Linked DNA regions of Homo sapiens: region 2 is linked to region 1. The links are chromatin loops, found by intact Hi-C in ENCODE. Cell type or tissue: chondrocyte. All regions are shown on one strand. Each heading gives the region's core, and the rest is flanking DNA. Links, peaks and the distances in the headings are about the cores only.

The links. Peaks named below come from ENCODE experiments on the same cell type or tissue, not always from the same donor. Only the 100,000 strongest peaks of a DNase experiment are listed, where the experiment ranks them.
Region 2: a loop joins it to region 1, with 4 times the contacts of the local background. A loop is called at or near these places in 2 of 110 quality-filtered maps.

The regions. Positions count from the first base shown.
Region 1 is chr12:50,069,762-50,080,100 of GRCh38, forward strand. It overlaps ASIC1 (acid sensing ion channel subunit 1), which reads left to right. Exons shown (of 12, transcript NM_001095.4): 4 at 7,452-7,602; 5 at 8,239-8,366; 6 at 8,660-8,816; 7 at 9,163-9,219; 8 at 10,141-10,294. Among named protein-coding and RNA genes, the nearest start is that of SMARCD1, 10 kb to the right of the region's middle. RefSeq lists enhancers at 5,308-5,577, 5,598-5,697, 5,828-5,877. In chondrocyte, for the core only: CTCF peaks have their summits at 922 (motif pointing left), 1,145 and 5,601 (motif pointing right); no DNase peak of the experiment used is centred there.
Region 2 is chr12:51,335,405-51,345,743 of GRCh38, forward strand. CELA1 (chymotrypsin like elastase 1) reads right to left here. Exons shown (of 8, transcript NM_001971.6): 3 at 8,349-8,449; 4 at 7,171-7,296; 5 at 5,840-5,976; 6 at 4,456-4,601. Among named protein-coding and RNA genes, the nearest start is that of CELA1, 6.1 kb to the right of the region's middle. In chondrocyte, for the core only: CTCF peaks have their summits at 6,183 and 6,382; no DNase peak of the experiment used is centred there.

The sequences.
Region 1 (10,339 bases), core at 770-8,769:
TGAGGTCTGTCTTCCCTGTTCGACAGTAAGCTCCATGAGGGCAGGTCCATGATGTGTTCTCCACTGTGTCAATGAGTAAATGCAAGAATGAAGAAGCAAGGGATTTGGAGACAGATGACCTCATTCCAGCCTCCAGCCCACTTCTTGCTCTCCCTAAGACTTGAATAGGCTGGTGTGGCTCAGTTTTCTCACTTGTCAGATGGGAATGAAGTTACTCAAACCTGCTTATTTCACTGGGTTGTGTGAGGATCCCATGAGATAACAATTGAAAACCATGAAGCATTACACAGACATGAGGGGTGGCTGGAATGAAGAAAGGGATATAGAAAAAGTCAGAAACCACTCAGCACACACTGCTAAAGAGAAGGTCTGGGTGGGGGGCGCTGTATGCTTGGACAGAGGGTTCAGGACTGAGTGCAGCTCTGTGTGTGTGTCTGCTTGGGCACCTCTCCAGGGGCCCTCTGTGTATGCCCTTTGACACTTTCCTCATCCCCCAATTACTTGAACAAGATGAAGATGGGAAAGAATGTTAGAAGAATAAGCATTTGTTTGAACAAGCATACAGGCGATGGAGGAGAGAGGACATGCAGTTGGGTGTGTGTGTGTGTTGGGGTGTGTGCGTGTTGGGGTGTGTGTGTGTTGGGGCGTGTGTGTGTGTGTTGGGGTGTGTGTGTCGCCCCACACCAGGGCTGCGTGTCTGTGTGGTAATGTGCAAGTGTGCAGTGTGGTCTTGGTTGCTGTGGGGGAAGAGGTATTCAGTTGCACCCAACTTACTGTCCTTTGGCACTGTCTGTGCGTGCACACCCTTGTCTTTGCTGGGGCTCCCAAGCTGGAAGCTCCCGCTGCCTTAGCTGCTTCCTTCTGGAAATCAATCTACTTCCCCTTCCAAAACATCTGAAGGAGGGGGACAGTGCCCTCTAGTGGGAACGCATGGGCAGCTGCAGCTTCCTCAGCCCAAGCCTCAGCCCCACTCCACCCAAGTCTGGAAGTCCTCTCTGAAGCACTTCCTGGGGAATGCAAAGGAGGAGGCCCCTGCCCTCTGAGAGCTCAAGATCTGGCAGGCAGGAAAAAGATACACACAGGACAGGACACACAGGTTCATGCAGGAGAAGCCTGAGGACAGCAGCTGAAGGTGGGGGAGTCTCTCCTCATCTCTGCAATGACTTATCTCTGGTTGCCCTGGGTGTTCCTGGCCTTCCTTGCTTCCTGTTCCTGCACATGGTCTCTTGGTCCTGCTCTTTTGCTCTCGGTCATTACTCATAGCTGTAGGGCCTTGAGCAGAACTGGACCCTTTAGTCTATTCCCTGGGTGGGCACTAACAGCACCCTGTGGAGTCGGGAGGATTCTTGGAGGAGGTAACATGTGAGTAGGATCTTGAAAAATGAGTAGGAATTCTCCAGATGGAGTCCAGGGAAGGCACAGGACTGTGGATGAGCCTCGTGTGTCTGGGGACAGGTGGTGGTGGCTGGATGCTGGCCTGAGGTGGAGGGTACATTGCTTTCAGCTTTTTTTTTTTTTTTTTTGAGACGGAGTCTTGCTCTGTCCCCCAGGCTGGAGTGCAGTGGCTCAGTCTCGGCTCACTGCAAGCTCCACCTCCTGGGTTCACACCATTCTCCTGCCTCAGCCTCCCGAGTAGCTGGGACCACAGGCGCCTGCCAGCACACCTGGCTAAATTTTTTTGGTTTTTTTTTTTTGTATTTTTAGTAGAGACAGGGTTTCACTGTGTTAGCCAGGATGGTCTCGATCTCCTGACCTCTTGATCTGTCCACCTCGACCTCCCAAAGTGCTGGGATTACAGGCGTGAGCCACCACGCCTGGCTGCTTTCAGCTTTGTGGGGCTACAAGAGAGGACTAAATTTTGCCAGGAGGCAGTGGGGAGTGAGAGAAGGTCTTTACTTTTTTGAGATGGAGCCTTGTTCTGTCGCCCAGGCTGGAGTGCAGTGGTGCGATCTCGGCTCACTGCAACCTCCGCCTCCCGGGTTCAAGCGATTCTTCTGCCTCAACCTCCCAAGCAGCTGGAACTACAGGTGCGTGCCACCATACCTGGCTAGAGAAGGTCTTTAAGCAGAAGAATGGTCAGAGTCACACAACTCGAACTAAAGGTGGGGAGAAACTGCAGGGAGGCAGGGAGACCAGTTGAGAGGCTGTTGTTTAGGCAAAAGAGGAGGGCAGTGGCAGAAAGAGGAGGACAGTGGCTGTTGTTTAGGCCAGTCTGAGGGCAGTGGCAGAAGGATGGAGAGGGGCTAGAGCTCAAGACTCTGCTTCTGAGGCCTCTTTGTCCCTGGCAGCAAAGCTGAGGCCAAAGGTTCCACATCACTCAGTTCTGCTAGAACCTGACACCCTGCCTCACATCCCCAACACACTCTAGGGTCTCTGCAAATGGAGAAGGGAAGATGGTGGGAGCAGGGAGGGAGAAGAGAGGAGGAGGAAGGGGAACATGGCCTGGGGCTAGGGGATGCTTAAGGAATGGGGAGGCCCAAGCAGACCCACCTAGCCCCGGTCTAGCCCCACTGCTCCTCCTCTGGCCCTGCAGAGAAAGCATTAATCTGCTATACCTCCCTCCCCCGCTTCCCCTCCTCCCCTCGGGTCACCTTCTTGGCCCTGGAGACTTGGCTGATGGCTCAAGTTCCTCAACCAGTGGCCCTGAGTAATCAGAACACACAGAGGGGCCAGGGGCCTGGGGGCAGGGAATGGTAAATTAGCGGTAGGGGAGCCTCAGAGACTGAGGCCGGGAGTCTGCAAGGCTGAGGGTTTTGGTGGGAACCCCAAGTTGGTTCCCAATACTCTCTACCTGACCCAGGTCCCCCTGCCCCACCCCCAGCACTGATCTCAATTTCTTCCACCCACCAGAGAATTCCTCGAACAAACTAAACTGTTCGGGGGGCGGGGGGCAGGCCAAAAAGGGTAGTGGTGATCTGCCAGGAAGCTTTCCCACTGCAGGAGACAGGGTCCCTCCCCCTAGTGCCGGGAACTGGTCAGAAATGAGTCTGTGGTCAGTGAGAGACTGCTGCTAATGGAACCTGGGCTGGCCCACAAGCCACAGGAGGGGTAGGGGAGAGGAAAGGAACCAAAATACATCTCAGCATAGGTGGGTAGGACGAGGGCTGGTAATGCTGTCCTGAAATAGAGCTGGGGCCAGGGAGGGAGGGGAAGAGAAACAGGGTCGGGGACTGGAATTGGAGGTCTGAGAGAGTACCTGGTGGTGGGGCACGGAGGGGCTCAGGTATCCCAGAGGAATAACTGGACGAGGGAGAATAAGGGAGAGGACCCAGAATTGGGATGGGGACACTGAGGGATATGCTGAGGAACAGATTGGAGGATGACAGAGAGCATGAGTGTGTGTTGTGTGTGTCCTGGGGGGGTAGGGACTGTGGTCGCTGTGATCATCATGGCAGTGGGTGCAAAGGATGGTGCTAGGTCCCGTCTCACCTGGGAGGGGTGGGTTCCAGGAATCCCAGCCCTAGGCTTTTCCAGGGTTTCCACTCTGTCCTAAACCCTCTCTGTGCTGCCGGAGCTGGTGACAGGAAAGGGGCTCCAGCCCCCTGCTCTCCATCAGCCTCCCTTTCCCACTGCCATCAATTATTCATCAGCCCAGACACCCGCCCTCCCTGGCAGGGCAGGCTGGTCCTCCTCCCATGCCCCGCCCCAGCCACACTGCCACAGAGGCCCTGGTGAGGAAGGACGGCCAGCTGGGCTGAGATACCTGGCTGACGGGCTGGGTGGCTGGCTCTGCCGGACTCTGCCTGGAGTCACATCGCCTTCCCCTCTGGCACCTTCCCCCTTCCTCCTGCAAATCCCTGGCACCAGGAAGCCCCTGGAGAAAATGCCCATCCAGATCTTCTGCTCCATGTCATTCTCCTCTGGAGAGGAAGCCCCAGGGCCCTTGGGAGATATTTGGGGTCCCCACCACCATCAGCAGCAGCAGGACATCTCAGAATCGGAAGAGGAGGAAGAAGAGAAGGAAAAGGAGGCAGTGAGGAAGGAGGCCAGTGAGGGGCATTCACCCATGGACTTGGTGGCCTTTGCCAACAGCTGCACCCTCCATGGCACCAACCACATTTTTGTGGAGGGGGGTCCAGGGCCAAGGCAGGTGCTGTGGGCGGTGGCCTTTGTCCTGGCACTGGGTGCCTTCCTGTGCCAGGTAGGGGACCGCGTTGCTTATTACCTCAGCTACCCACACGTGACCCTTCTAAACGAAGTGGCCACCACGGAGCTGGCCTTCCCGGCAGTCACCCTCTGCAACACTAATGCTGTGCGGCTGTCCCAGCTCAGCTACCCTGACTTGCTTTATTTGGCCCCCATGCTGGGACTGGATGAAAGTGATGACCCCGGGGTGCCCCTCGCTCCACCGGGCCCTGAGGCCTTCTCTGGGGAGCCCTTTAACCTGCACCGCTTCTACAATCGCTCCTGCCACCGGCTGGAGGACATGCTGCTCTATTGCTCCTACCAAGGGGGACCCTGCGGCCCTCACAACTTCTCAGTGGTGAGTGGAGCCCCATGCCTGCCACAGTACCCCAAGAGTGTCTGCCATGGCTGTCCCTGACTGTCACCTCCTGGGGTTGGGGCTGGGGCTGGGGCTGGGGCTGATGACTGTGCTGCCCCCTACCTCATCTGGCTGACACAGGCCAGAGCTCACCCAGGAGTCCGGGGCCTGGAGCTGGGCTGGTATTCCCAGGTCCACACCAGTGCTGCTTTTCCTGTTAGAATCTTGAAACACGTCTGTCTTAGTTGGTATTTTGCTGCTGCCTCCCAACATGTCCTCCAGCTTTACCTGCCCTTCTCAAGACTTCCTCATGGTCCAGCAGGGCCCGGGACCTTGCTCCATCTGTGAGGTCAACCTTTGATCTGTTGGTGGACGCCAGTGCCTGGCCAGTTGTTCACTATTTTGACTAGCACCCATGGACTGAAGCTGGGGTGGGTGCTGCCTGGTCTCTGGTGGTACAAGAGAAGGGAGTGAAAGGGTGACAGTAGAGGGGTGGGGATATCCCCCAACCCCACCCCACCATGGCCCTTGTCAGCATCTCCTGCAGCAGGGACTTCATTGCATCTTCACTTGGTCTTCCTGTGCCCTCCTATGGACGCCCCACCCCCACCAGCTCTGTGTGTGTGTGTGTGTGTGTGTGTGTGTGTGTGTGTGTGTGTGTGTCTGAGGGTAAATAACAGGTCTCTAAATCATATCCCTCTCCCCAGCTTTAAGTGGCCAGGGACCCTCTTCCTAGGGGAAGCTCTCACTGGGAACTGTCCTTCTGCTTGGCCCCCCACCCAGGGGTCCAGGGCTTTCCCTGCTGGGGGGCCACCTGGTACCCCACTGTCTCTCCTAAGTTCATCTTCCAGGTCTGTCTGGCCTGACTGCTCTCCTGCCCCACCAGCTCCCAGATGCCAGGCCTTCCCTGCCCCACACACCCATCCCTCAGTCCTCCACCCCCTCCCTAGCGTAGGGGCAGGGGGTGTCATCATACCCGTGCATCATGGGATGACTGCAGGCATACAGGGGCCTGGGGGTTTGGGCCACTGGGCCTCAGGCCAGGAGCCATAGGAATGTGTCTACCTCTGGGCCCGAGAGTAGAGCAGACAGTTCTCACCCAGGCCCACCAGGTGGCAGCAGCAATCCACTGTACAGCAGCCCTGTCCTCTGAACCGGCGCAAGACAGGGCTGCTAGCCGGCCTCAGACACCTCTAATCCCATACAACTCCGGATGGAGTGTAGGCATGGGCATATGTCCAGCCTGGAGCCTGTGGCTGGGTGCCGCAAGACCTGGTCATGGGGCTGGGGACTAGGAGCCCTTGGAGTTCTCTCTTTGCCTCATCTCTGGACCTCACCCACAAAGTGGGGAGAGCAGTATGTCTCCTCTTCTGGAGGTCAATGGAGGAGGCTGTTCTAGGAAGGGGGAAGGGGGCAAAGACCGTATTCCCTAGTAACCTACTGCCATTGCTGCTCCAGTCTGGCCTGAAACTCTTTTGTCTCTCCCCTGCTCTGGGCTGTATTGACTCACCTTATGACCTGTTTTGTGGACTTTGTCACCATCCAGCAGTAGTAAAAGCACAGCCACCCCAACTTGGGGACATTCAAGGAGGCTGTGGGGAAAAGGCCAAGGATAACTGGTTTACTTTTCTCTTTGCAGCTTTTTAATCAGCACTGTGACCAGGGCTGCACTGGGGCATGGAGTGGGGAGAAGACTGGGGAGACAGCCCCTGGGGCTGAGATATCTTCTGAGGCCCTCCTAGTTTTGCAAAAGCATTAACGCACACACCATGCCCTGGGGGCTCAGTCCCAAGTGCTGGAAGAAGAGGTGCTGGTGCTTGGTTGAGTGTGGTCCTTGGCATGGCAACTGGGTCTACTTTCAGGTTCTGCTGATAATGGGATAATGGAATAATGATGGACCCAAGGGGCTAGGGGCTGAATGAAACCAAAAAACTGAGTTTGGCTGGGCACGGTGGCTCATGCCTGTAATCCCAACACTTTGGGAGGCTGAGGCAGGTGGATCACCTGAGGTCAGGAGTTTGAGACCAGCCTGGCCAACAGGGTGAAACCCCATCTCTACTAAAAATACAAAAATTAGCCGGGTGTGATGTTGTGCACTTGTAATCCCAGCTACTTGGGAGGCTGAGGCAGGAGAATCACTTGAGCCCAGGAGGCGGAAGTTGCAGTGAGCTGAGATCGCACCACTGCACTCCAGCCTGGGCAACAGAGCAAGACTCCATCCCAAAAAAAAAAAACTGAGTTTGGGTCTTGGGGAAAGCAGAATTTCAGATTCCCAGAGTGAAATCTAGGAGAAGAGAAGATATGTCTTGGAGGGCCTCAGGAGCTTGGGCCTGAGGAAAGTGTCCCAAGGAGGGGCCGTGTTAGGATCCTGGTGATGAAAATGTATATGTCAGGGTCCTGGCAGGAAAAAGACAGCTACTTGATGATTTAATTGAAGACTTTAACAAAGGGACTGCTGACAGAGCTGGGGGCAGGGTTAAGGAAACCAATAAGGGGGACTGAGGCAGTGAGCAGTACTAGGAAATCGTTATCACTTCTAGGCTGAAGAAGCACAAAAGAAGACAGTGCTCTGTAGGGAGCCCTGGCAGGATCTGTAATCATGGAGGGCCTAAGGCACTACTAGAGCTACAGAGGGGCGAGGGCTGGGGAAGGATTCATACCCCAATCTTTCCTCCTGCCTTCTGAGCCATTACCAATACCTCCCAACTGTCAACCCCAACTAGAAGCCCATGCAGGTGGCAAAGGAGCTCAGGCGATGCACCCTACCAGGAACAGTTTTCCAGGGCACACAGAGGGCAAGAAAGGGTGAGAAACAGGTGGGAGAGGGGAGCAAATGGAGAATGGGCTGCACGGGAGGAACCATTCCCAAAGGGTGTTGAGATTCCAACAGCTGGGGTGGCTAGGAACAGCCCTTGGTGAGTAGAGGGTGCTGGCAGGACTCTTAGGCTCTCCACTCTGCCCTCGCCAGGTCTTCACACGCTATGGAAAGTGCTACACGTTCAACTCGGGCCGAGATGGGCGGCCGCGGCTGAAGACCATGAAGGGTGGGACGGGCAATGGGCTGGAAATCATGCTGGACATCCAGCAGGACGAGTACCTGCCTGTGTGGGGGGAGACTGGTACGTCACCCACTTCAGGGGCCCCTCTGCATGGCTCTAGGCCCCAGCCTCTGCCAGGGGATTCCTGGGCTTCACTGTGAGACCTGGGCAGGGCCCGGGCTTTCCCCTCTCCCTCCAGCATCTCACCATCTCTATCACTGACTCTACCTGACTTCCACACTCACATCTCTCTGGCTCCCACTTCCTGGTTCAGTTACTCTCCAAGGTAACCAGCCATCCTCTTCCATCAACGCCGCCGCCACTCTATAAATAACTCCCTCTCTTCTCGGGCTGCCTGCCTGTCTGGTCTCGGGGGGCCTTGGGGCAGAGAGAGATGGGGGAAAAGGGAAAAAGGGAGTGGGAGAAATGGAGAGCATCTGAAACAGTGACACTCTGGGAGAAAGTATTTGAAACATCAAGATGCAGAGCAGAAGCCAGGTAAGAAAAGAAGTGTGTAGGATACAGGGGTCATCGGAGCAGCTCAGAGCTGGTAAACCCAGAAGGAGGCTAGGGGGTGGGCTAGGACCCTATAGACTTCCCCCACCCCAGCCCCAGTGCACCCTATGCTTATTTCCAGGAGAGGTAGGATGCCCCCAGGTCTGAGGGGTGTTAGGGAGTCAGGAGCCCTCCCAACCCACACACTCCTCATTCCCCTAGACGAGACGTCCTTCGAAGCAGGCATCAAAGTGCAGATCCATAGTCAGGATGAACCTCCTTTCATCGACCAGCTGGGCTTTGGCGTGGCCCCAGGCTTCCAGACCTTTGTGGCCTGCCAGGAGCAGCGGGTGAGAGGGCCATGGGAGGCTGGTCCTGGGGTGGGGTATTGAGGGGTCCAGATGGAGTGGTGGGCAATCAGTAATGGGAAGGACAGGTGAGCAAGGACCTGGGTGGTAATCTGGCTAGTCAGAAGCATGAGTGATCGAATGAACAAGAATGCTCTGTAAACTCTGAGACCTTTGGAGGCTGCAGAGGGAGAGGGGAGCAGAACTCCAGAGATCTGCATCTTGTCAGAGGAGTCCATCAAGCTGATTTGGGGAGAAGTCCCCGCACTCCCCCAGCTCCCCGGCTCTCCCAGCAGCTCATCTACCTGCCCCCACCCTGGGGCACCTGCAAAGCTGTTACCATGGACTCGGATTTGGATTTCTTCGACTCCTACAGCATCACTGCCTGCCGCATCGACTGTGAGACGCGCTACCTGGTGGAGAACTGCAACTGCCGCATGGTGCACATGCCAGGTCAGGCCTGGGGCTCCGAGCATACTCCTGGGGTCCCTGGGCCTTTGCTGCCCTTCACTAGCTCCCCATCCATATCAATCTCCCAACCCCAGTTCCAGCCCACCCCATCCCACACCCACCTGGCTCATGTCTCTCTGACCTCAGTTCCCGCCTGCACCCCCAGGGATGGGTGGGAAGGGTCTAGAAGGTATGGACCTGGAGTGGGTCACTTCTGGGGCAGCATGGGGGCCTGCCAGTCCTCCCTTCCCATCTTCTCCCAGCTTACACCTTCTAGGCCTTTGGTACTACCACCATCACCAGACCCCTTGAATTCCCATCCTGCATCATTGTCTTTTCTCCTCTGTAGGGGATGCCCCATACTGTACTCCAGAGCAGTACAAGGAGTGTGCAGATCCTGCTCTGGGTGAGCGCCCCTGGCCTGGGGCAGTCTGGGGGAGGGAAAAGGTGCTGCCAGCCACGTGCGCAGGAGTTTCAGGTCACGCTCCCAGAAGCCTCACATAACTCCTGGACTGGGCTGCACCCTCTCTTGTGTCTGACATTAAAGCTGAGAATGGTCAGTCATGGTGGCTTACACCTGTAATCCCAGCACTTTGGGAGGCTGAGGTGGGCAAATTGCTTGAGCCCAGGAGTTCGAGACCAGCCTGGTTTCATGGTGAAACCCTGACTCTATGAAAAATTAAAAAAAAATTATGTGGGCATGGTGGCATGTGCCTCTAGTCCCAGCTACTCTGGAGGCTGAGGTGGGAGAATTCCTTGAACCGGGGAGGTGAGGTTGCAGTGAGCCGAGATTGCACCACTGCACTCCAGCCTGGGTGACAGAGCAAGACCCTGTCTGAGAATAATAATAATAATCAATAAAGTTGAGAATAGCATCTTCAGAGGCCCCTATGAAAAATGAACAGAGGTCACCTGGGAATGGCCTTCATCTTCTTTCATCAGCCCCTCAGCTGGTTGACCCTGGAGGGTCCTGAGGAAGTGAGATATAAGAGTAAGAAATATCCATGGGGAGGCTTGGTGAGAATTAGCACATGGTAGACACAGCTGTGAGGGGGCAGCTGGGGTTCTCCTCACTCTCCTAGTTCTCTCCATCTACATCGTTGGTTCAGTGGCCTGCAGGGTTCAGCAGGTAAAGTCCTCAAACATGCCTCAGGCTGGATGGTGAGGTAGGATGTTGGCAGAGTTTAGCATCCAGGCAGGGTGAAGGGCAGGTCACGGAAAGAGAAAGGGGCCCAGAGTTTCTCTGGGCAGAGCTAGGATGTGCATGTGGGAAGGTGCTGGCAGAAGGGCACCACTCAACTGAGACCTCTCACCTGGCTGAGTGCAGACTTCCTGGTGGAGAAGGACCAGGAGTACTGCGTGTGTGAAATGCCTTGCAACCTGACCCGCTATGGCAAAGAGCTGTCCATGGTCAAGATCCCCAGCAAAGCCTCAGCCAAGTACCTGGCCAAGAAGTTCAACAAATCTGAGCAATACATAGGGTAAGGGCTCTGGCTGGGTAGAGCAAGGCCCTTGGGTTGGGACTG
Region 2 (10,339 bases), core at 1,309-9,308, 1.3 Mb after region 1:
CGCCACCATGCCTGGCTACTTTTTTGTATTTTTAGTAGATGGTGTTTCACCATGCTGGCCAGGCTGGTCTCGAACTCCTGACCTTGTGATCTGCCCGCCATAGCCTCCCAAAGCACTGATATTACAGGCGGGAGCCACCGCGCCCGGCCAATTTTCTTCTCTTAGAAGATCCACTCCCTCCATGACTTGCTGTCCTTAAAGCTACCAGACTTTTTTTGTTCTTCCTTTTTTTTTTTTTTTGTCCTCTTTTGAGACAGGGTCTCACTCTGTTGCCCAGGCCGGAGTGCCGTGGTGCGATCATAGCTCACTGCAGCCTCGAACTCCTTGGCTCAAGTGATCTTCCCACCTCAGCCTTCCAAGTAGCTGGGGTTACAGGTGCACGCCACCACATCCAGCTAATTTTTAAAATTTTCATAGAGATGAAGTCTCCCTACATTTCCCAGGCTGGTCTCTAACTCCTGGGCTCAAGCGATCCTCCTGCCTCAATCTGCCAAAATCTTGGGATTACAGGCATGAGCTACTACACCCGGCTGGTTATATGTCTTATTGCCTCTTTATTTCTTACCCTTCGGACAAGCTTCTGCCCTCACCACTCCACTGAAACTGCTCTTGCCAAGGTTACAATTGCCAAAGTGGCCACTTTCAGCTCTTACCTACTGTGGCTTCTGGGTGAATTGTATATTATGTGATATCTGTAAGTACTTCCTGAGATTTCATAATATCCTTATTACCAGGTTTTTATCTTACATCTACTTCTCCTTTCTTAGATCCTAGTGGTTTCTTTATCCTCCACTTATCCCTGAAACACTCAAGTATTTATGTTCTGACAGTTCTTTCCCAACCCACTGCTCTTTTCTCATTGAACAGTTTTTCCCTGGAATGGGATCTGATTTGTTCTCAGTAGGTATCTCTAGCCCAGCTCTTCCCCCAGGCCCCACTTTTTCTATCTAATTTCTTGGCCAGGCGTGGTGGCTCATGCCTGTAATCCCAGCACTTTGGGAGGCTGAGGTCAGGAGTTCGAGACTTAGCCTGGCCAACATGGGGAAACCCCGTCTCTACTAAAAATACAAAAATTAGCCAGGTGTTGTGGCACATGCCTGTAATCCCGGCTACTTAGGAACCTGAGGTAGTAGAATCACTTGAGCCCGTGAGACAGAGGGGGCAGTGAGCTGAGATCGCGCTACTGCACTCCAGCCTGGGTGAGAGAGGGAGACTCCGTCTCAAACAAAACAAAAAAAACACCAAATTTCTTACTGGTTGCTATACCTGAATGTCCCACTGGGATCTCAGACAAAGGTTGTCCAGAACCAAACTCATCATCTTCTCTCTCAAACTCTGTAAATCTTGTCTCAGGGCAACAGTGCCCTCCCCCAAATCACTTAAACCAGATGCTTGGCTGTTGTTCCAGATCCTCCTCCTTCCCTCCTCCGGTTCCTATCACCACTGCCTTAATTCAGGCCCTCAAATTTCTTGCTTAGATCATTGCAATAGCCCTCTAGGCAATCTCCCTGCCTCTCTTGTCTTCTTCAAAAACATGCCTAAAGAACAATTCTAAAAGGTGAATCTGGTTGTGCTAGTCTCCTGTTTAGAAGTCTTTGATGGCTTCCCAATGCCCAAGAGATAAGGTTCATGTCCCCAAGCCTGGCATTTGAAGCCCTGAGTTGTACAGCTCTTGCTTGCCTCTCTAGTCTTACCTCCTGACATTTCCTAGTATGGTGGTAGCTTCTATTCTAGCCCACGGGTCAGCAAACCTCTTCTGTTAAGGGCCAAACAGTACATATTTCAGGCTTTGCAGGCCATACCGTCTTGATTGCAACTACTTTGTGTTGTACTACAAAAGCAGCCATAGGCTGGGCATGGTGCCTCACGCCTATAATCCCAGCACTCCAGGAGGCCAAGGCAGGAGGATTGCTTGAGGCCAGGAGTTCAAGACCAGCCTGGGCATCATAGTGAAACCTTGTCACTACCAAAAACAAAACAAAATTAGCTGGGTGTGATGGCATGTGCCTGTGATCCTAGCTACTTGGGAGGCTGAGGTGGGAGGATCATTTGAGCCCAGGAAGTTGAGGCTGCAGTGAGCCAAGATGGCACCACTGCACTCCAGCCTGAGTGACAGAGCAAGACCTTATCTCTTCAAAAAAAAAAAAAAAAAAAAAAAGCAGCCATAAACAGTTTGTAAATGAGCAACTGTGACTGTGTTCCAGTGAAATGTTATTTATGGGCACTGAAATTTTATATATTCTTCATGTGTCATGACATATTATTATTCTGATTTTTTTTCCTTACCATTAATAAATGTAATAATTCCAGCCTGGGCAACATGGTGAAACCCTGTCTCTACAAAAAATACAAAAAATTAGCTGGGTATGGTGGTATGTGCCTGTAGTCCCAGCTACTAGGGAGGCTGAGGTGGGAAAATCACTTGAGCCTGGGAGGCAGAGGTTACAAGTGAACCATGATGGTACAACTGAACTCCAGCCTGGGCAACAGAGTGAGACGCTGTCTCAAAAAAAAAACAAATATATATATATATGTATATGGCCAGGCGCGGTGGCTCATGCCTGTAATCCCAGCACTTTGGGAGGCAGAGGCAGGTGGATCACGAGGTCAGGAGTCCGAGACCAGCCAGTTCGAGACCAGCCTTGCAAACATGGTGAAATCCTGTCTCTACTAAAAATACAAAAATTAGCAGATGTGGTGGTGCGTGCCTGTAATCCCAGCTACTCGGGAGGCTGAGGCAGAAGAATTGCTTGAACCCGGGAGGCAGAGGTTTCAGTGAGCTGAGATTGCGCCACTGCACTCCAGTCTGGGCGACAGAGTGAGACTCCATCTCAGGAAAAAAAAAAAACATACACACACACACACACACACACACACACACACATACACATACGCATACATATATATATATATATATAGAAATCAAAATGTAATAACTGTTCTAAGCTCATGGGCCATATAAAACAAGCAGTGAGCTAGATTCGGCTTGTGGACCTCCAGCCGCTGCTCTACTCTAGCCTTAGGGAATGCCCCATAATTCTGTATGTACTCTAGGTTGTTTCTTGGCCCCCTGCCTTTATTCATGCCGTTCCCTCCCTCTGAATGTCTTTTCTCCTTTTTGCCTGGCCTATTCCTATTTGCCCCTCAGGACCCACTACAAATTCTAGTTTCTTGGGGAAGGAAAGTCTTTTCTGGCCCCAGTAGGTAGAGGTAGGTACCTACCCTTGGGCTTCCATATCACCTGTGCACATCCTGATTATTAACACTTAACCACATTGTATTACAATGTTCTATTGTATGTCTGTGCCTCTGGTTTCTTTACTTGACACTGTTTGATCCATCTTTGTAACCTTAGCACTTAGCACAATGCCTGGCATATAGTAGATATATAATGAATAGTTGTTAAACTGCATTAAGAAATCTGGGGTGGGGCATGGTGGCTCACGCCTGTATTCCCAGCACTTTGGGAGGCCAATGTGGGAGGATCACTTGAGCCCTGGAGTCTGAGACCAGCCTGGGCCACAAAGCAAGACCCCATCTCTATATTAAAATAATAATAATAAAAAAAGCTTAAAAAGAGAAATCTGTAAGATAGTTTATGGCTGATTGATCTTGTCAAAATAGAGGAAGGTTATATTTGTTATATATAAGCTATTATAAAATTATTTTGTGCACTTTCCCCTATCAAACTCACCTGTACATACTGCCAGAAATATCACTGGGGTAAAGGGATGGTGGTAGAGGAACTGCAAGAGAAGTAGGACTGATAGGTAAGAGGGAGCAGGGTACTGCTTATACAGCATCACAACCACCTGTCCAGGCTCAGCTGCATCGCTGCCATTAAAAAATCTAGGTAACAAATTTGGCTGGGCATGGTGGCTCACGCCTGTAGTCCCAGCACTTTGGGAGGCCAAGGCGGGTGGATCACCTGAGGTCGGGAGTTCGAGATCAGCCTGAGCAACATGGAGAAACCCTGTCTCTACTAAAAATACAAAAAATTAGCCGGGCGTGGTGGTGCATGCCTGTAATCCCAGCTACTTGGGAGGCTGAGGCAGGAGAATTGCTTGAACCCAGAGGCGGAGGTTGCAGTGAGCCGAGATCGTCCCATTGCACTCCAGTCTGGGCAACAAGAGCAAAACTCCATCTCAAAAAAAAAATCTAGGTAACAAATTCTAAGAACACACACATATACCAACAACAACATATAAATGTTGGGCCACGTACAAACTTTGAAGTGAGGGCATCGAGCAAGATCAATTTTAAGGTTCCTTTCAACTTTGAGTTTCTGCATGTGTAGAATTACCAGCACAGGATCATTCTCACTTAGACGCCAGAGTAGAAAATTGAGTCTGTGTAGGACTAAGAGTAAGTGTCGAATAGGGAGGTGAGGAAGAGGGGTGGAGGGATAGGCAGAGAGTGGCGGGACCTGGGGTGGGACCCCCTGCAAATGTTCACCTGGCATCCAGAGCGAACTCCATCTCCACCAGCACACACCATGGTGTTCTTCACAGTGGAGCCCCAGTAGGAGGAGCTGGAGCAGATGGCGTAGTCCACAGAGGGCAGGTAAGCCTGCTGCAGGGTCTGGGCCAGCTGCCCATTGGCTGAACAGGACACACGGCATTGGCAGTCAGCTCCAGATGTGGTCCAGCAGAAAAACCTTCCACCCCTGCCACACCTTCCCAAACTCTCGTGAAAGCTGAGCTCAGGGCAAACTCCTTCTCTCTCCCTGTTGCATGTGGTGGATCCTCTGTCTTCTCTCTTTATATGGCCGCACAGGACCCTTCCCTCAGGGAGGCAGCCTTGCTTACTGTACCTAGGCTCCAAGCCACCAACCCTACTCCTGCTTCTTTTCACTCGTGGATAACTTAGTTGCACCATGGAATGGCCTTATTTGTGGATGATTTATCTGTCTGTTCTGTTTGCTCCTGCAAGCTCCATGGAGCAGAAATGGGATTGTGCATGCTTGTTTCCATTTCTTTCTTTCTTTTTTTTTTTTTTTTTTGAGATGGAGTTTCACTCTTGTTGCCCAGGCTGGAGTGCAATGGAGCAATCTCGGCTCACCACAACCTCCGCCTCCCAGGTTCAAGAGATTCTCCTGCCTCAGCCTGCCGAGTAGCTGGGATTAAAGGCATGCACCACCATGCCTGGCTAATTTTGTATTTTTAGTAGAGATGGGGTTTCTCCATGTTGGTCAGGCTTAAGCGATCCTCCTTCCTCAGCCTCCTGAGTACCTGGGACTACAGACTCATGCCACCACACTCAGCTAAGGATCCTTAATTTCTCTGGACCTTGGTTTCCTCATGTATAAAATGAAGGGCTGGCTGGCTGCAGTGGCACATGCCTGTAATCCCAGCACTTTGGGAGGCCAAGGTGGGAGGATTTCTTAAGCTCAGGAGTTCGAGGCCAGCCTAGGCAATATAGCGAGATCCCATCTCTACAAAAAAATTTAAAAATTAGCTGAGTGTGGTGGTACATGCCTATAGTCTCAGCTACTCAGGAGGCTGAGGTGGGAGGATCACTTGAGCCCAGGAAGTGGAGGTTGCAGCCTGGGTGACAGAGCAAAACCCTGTCTCTAAATAAATAAATAAATTTTAAAAATGAGGGGCTGGTAAAAAAAATTCTCTGATAAAGTCTTTTTTTGTTCTAAGAGTCCATGAATCTGTCAACTACTTCACAGCCCATTCTTAGCTTGATATAATGCATCAGTTATTGTATCTATGGTTCTTTTAGCTCCTGGTCTCTGGCCATAAGCACCTAGGACCACAGAAAAAGGTGTCTTAGAAGCTCAGCTACCTAATCAAGATCCCCGTGGTGGATTGTGCCAATGTAGGCAACTTACTCTTGGTCTTGCCCCAGCCTGTGATGTAGCAGGGACTGTTGTTAGCCAGGATGGCTCCCTCCTGGGGCAGAACACCCAGCTGGACATAGCTATTGAGGGTAACGCTCTGGGCCAGGCGCAGCAGGGCGATGTCATAGCTGCAGGAGAAAAGGAGACTGCTCACTCATGGGATCAGCTCTTCCCTGAGGTCAGCATATACACTGGCCCTCTCTAAGCATTTGTATCCCCGTGGAATTGGAAAGTGACGACTTTGAAGAAGGACGGGGCTCACTTGCTAAGCCTCAAACTAGAGCAATTACAATTTAACATGTAAACATTCTATGTTTAACAGCAGCATCTGCTGGTGGGACATTGGTATTGCAGCCTAGCTCTGACCTTTGCAACCCCGGGAAGTAGAGAATGGGGGAATCTGAAAGGAGCAGAGTGGCATGATCTTGGTGGCAGAGTTCTCAAACAAGAAAAATGTAAAAGGCTGAGTGGCTCTACAAGCTCAGTAGAATATCCCAATTCCTTGAACCCACCCCCACCTGCACATGCTATAGAATTGACCACCGTTTTAATTATTTATTTTCCAGAAGTTTACAACTCAACTTGCAATTTTCCCGTGTAAGATTCACTTTAGGAAATTTACTTTTGCTGATGGAGTCTATTCTATAATGTGAATAATAAATAATGATAAAACCCCCCATAGAAACAGAACATTAAAATCTGCAGAGAATGGTAATCCACTGTGCAAACCAGCCTGGATCCAACAAATCCTAAAGGTCTTCAAAGACTCTCAAGCCCTCCAGAACGTCAGTTCTCTTTTTCTTATGAGACAGAGTCTCACTCTGTCACCCAGGCTGGAGTGCAGTGGCGCGATCTCAGCTCACTGCACCCTCTTCCTCCTGGGTTCAAGTGATTCTCCTGTAATCAAGCGATTACAGGCACATGCCACCATGCCTGGCTAATTTTTTTTTTTTTGTATTTTTAGTACAGACAGGGTTTCACCATATTGGTCAGGCTGGTCTCAAACTCCTGACCTCAGGTGATCCGCCTGCCTTGGCTTCCCAAAGTGTTGGGATTATAGGCATGAGCCACTGTGCCTGGCTCAGAACCTAAATTCTCAAAGTCCTCCTGGACGAATGAGCCAGCTCATTGCTCCCTCTAGGACATGGTGCCTTCTCTCAGGCTCAGCTGGGCTCCTTAACTAAAGGCCAGGCCAGGAGCCACGGACCAGGTTTCAGGCCATGCAATCCCTCTAGCCCTCTGAAAGAACAGGTGAAGGCAGCCAGTTGTTGGCTAGTCAGGCCTCACCGCCCAGCCCAGGGCCAGCTTGGACTTGCTCCTACCCGGCAGCCACGTTATCGCTGTTCCAGTATGGATGCACCACGATCTTCTGCACACTCACGTACTGCTCAGTGCCATCATTCTGGCTCAGGTTATGGTCTCCAGCCACCACGCGGAAAGTCTTCTGGCTGGCGTGAGAGAAGGAATCCCTGAGTCATCCAGGGGACTCAAACCTTCTCTACCCCACTTAGAGAAAAGTTGAAAAACCATCTTTTTTTTTAATCATTATTATTTAGGAAATTTTTTTTTTTTTTTAGAGATGGGGTTTTGCTGTGTTGCCCAGGCTGGCTTCAAACTCCCAGGCTCAAGTGATCCTCCCACCGCAGCTTCCCTAGTAGCTGGGACTACAGGTGTGAGCCACCGTGCCCAGGTTTTGTTTATTATTTTAGGACAGGAACCCATCTTATCTGGTCTAGGCAGAGGAGGGATATAAGACTCTCCAAAATGAGAAAGTAACAAGCTCTTTCATTCCCTAATTGACTAACTTGTGGAAGTGAAAAAAACTACCATCACTTTGATTTTCTCGGTTTAACATCATAGGCTGAATATCTTGTAAACTGGGAGAGGTGTAGTGCGCATAAATGAAATAATGGCTCTCAGCCACCAAGATTTTGAAGGAAGCATAGACTTTTAGGCTAGTTGTTCTTAAAGCGTGGTTCCTGGGCCGCAGCATGAGCATCACCTGGAAACTTGTTAGAAATGCAAATTATCAGGCCTCACCCTGGACCTACCAAATTAGAAACTCTGCTGGATGGGGCCCAGCAATCTGTGCCTTCCAGGTGATTCTGACACATGCTCAAATGTGAAAACCATTGCCCAAGACAAATAGGAAAAAATAGTCACCAGTCAGACATTGACTAGGCACTTACATATTTACTCAATCCTCACAACATTTCTACAAAGTAAATGTTCTTAGCCCACTTTAGAGATAGGAGAATGGGGGCATAGTTGCCCAAGGCTACATAGCTAGAATTTGGTGGAGCAAGATTTGAATTTGAGTCTCCCTGACTCCAAAGTTTGTACTTTCACCATACTACCTCCCTGCAGGCCCTGAACAGGAAAGGAGCCACTGCCCAGTCCCTGAAGTGCTGTCCAGAGAGGGCAAAATTATATCCTCTTTCAGAAGGTCAGCCCCTTCCCCTTCCAGGGGCCCAGGAAAGCTTGTCTTTGTTTTTCTTACTAATCCACGCAGTGAGCAGCTGTCATCACCCAGTTCTGTCTGATAAGGGTCCCTCCACAGGTGTGATACCGGGAACCTCCAGACCGGTACTGGAGGGAAATCTAGATGGGGAGGAAAGAAAGAAGGGATAGGTTGGTGTTTCTCAAATGGTTTTGCCCCAGGTCGGTTGCAGTGGCTCATGCCAGTAATCCCAGAACTTTGGAAGGCTGAGGCAGGAGGATCAGTTGAGCCTAGGAGCTGGAGACCAGCCTGGGCAACATAGTGAGACCTCGCCTCTACAACGTCAAAAATAATTAAATATAAAAGACTTTGCCTCAAACTACATGTCACCTCCTTAAAGTCCTGCTGTCCTTCAAAACATTCTCTTTCTAGGCTAGAGATGGCAAATAGGTTTCATCTGACCTGCCAATTGCTACTGATTGCTTGGTAGTGGCCACCTGGAGTGTGGCATTGATAAGGGGTGTGTAGATGCTTCTGGGGCCAGCAGGAAGGGATGCTCCATCGCTTGGTGATGTTTGCTGTGTACATGGATGGAGGAGTAAAGGCACACAGTGTATTTGGCATTATCTCTCTAGGTTGTTGCAATGGACCTAGAACCCATTGTAACTCCTTTTTTGGAACTCCTTCTACCTCTGTTCTCCCTTAAAGAGGAACTATAGGCCAGGCACCATGGCTCACGCCTGTGATCCTAGCACATTGGGAGGCCAAGGCGGGTGGATCACCAGGTCAGGAGATCAAGACCATCCTGGCCAACATGGTGAAACCCCATCTCTACTAAAAATGCAAAAATTAGTCGGGCGTGGTGGCATGCACCTGTAGTCCCAGCTACTCAGGAGGCTGAGGCAGGAGAATTGCTTGAACCCAGGAGGTGGAGGTTACAGTGAGCTGAGATAGCGTCACTGCACTGCAGCCTGGTGACAGAGCGAGACTCCATCGCCCCCTCTCCTCCCCCAAAAAAGAGGAACTATAGGCAAAGATTTGCTCCATCACCTAAGCCCAACAGGCTTAGGTCTCCAGAGCTGTACCTTTAGTGTTTTCAAGACATCTCCTGTCTCCCCACTTCAGGGACTACTTAGAAATACCAATGGGAGGCCAGGCGCTGTGGCTCATGCCTGTAATCCCAGCACTTTGGGAGGCTGAGGCGGGTGGATCACCTGAGGTCAGGAGTTTGAGACCAGCCTGGCCAACATGGTGAAACCCCGTCTCTACTAAAAATACAAAAATTAGCTGGGCATGGTGACAGGCGCCTGTAATCCCAGCTACTCAGGAGGCTGACGCAGGAGAACTGCTTGAACCCAGGAGGCAGAGTTTGCAGTGAGCCGAGATCATGCCATTGCACTCTAGCCTGGGCAATGAGAGCAAAACTCCATCTCAAAAAAAAAAAAATACCAATAGGATGTTTGTTTTTATCAGTTCATGTCTCTTCTTCTAGCACCTCATGTTATGTAATAGCTCTACTCCTGAAAACTGGGGCTCAGACTTTTATAAGCTAAAACTCTGATTGCAGTGATATCTTCTCAAAGTGTGGATCTTCATCAGTTAATTTGCCAGGTTTACATATTTAGATCACTTAAATCAGGGCCCAGCTGCCCTGTTAGCAAAGTGGAAACTCTAAATAGCCAACTAAGCAGCATGCTGTACGTGTGTGTGTGTGTGTGTGCGCGCACATGCGTGCAAGCATTGTGACACACACAGTGTGGAGTGGTGTGCGTGTGAGTTTCAAGGTATGTGGAGTCCAAGGTGACTGTCTGGCACCCAGTCTTTCTTGCGTGGCACAAGTGCTGTCGCTGAGAATATAAATGTATCTTGTGTTTGGGTGTGTGCCTTGAAGAGGGACTGTGGTTGGTGTATAAATCCCCTCCTCCAAGCCTTTTGCATTTAGAAAACCACCTAAGCCTGATCCCATCCATCTTTAAAATCGAGAACCTAGACAATTGGAGAGCTGCTTGTTGATAGGGACATGCACAAATACACATGATACCTTATGTCAT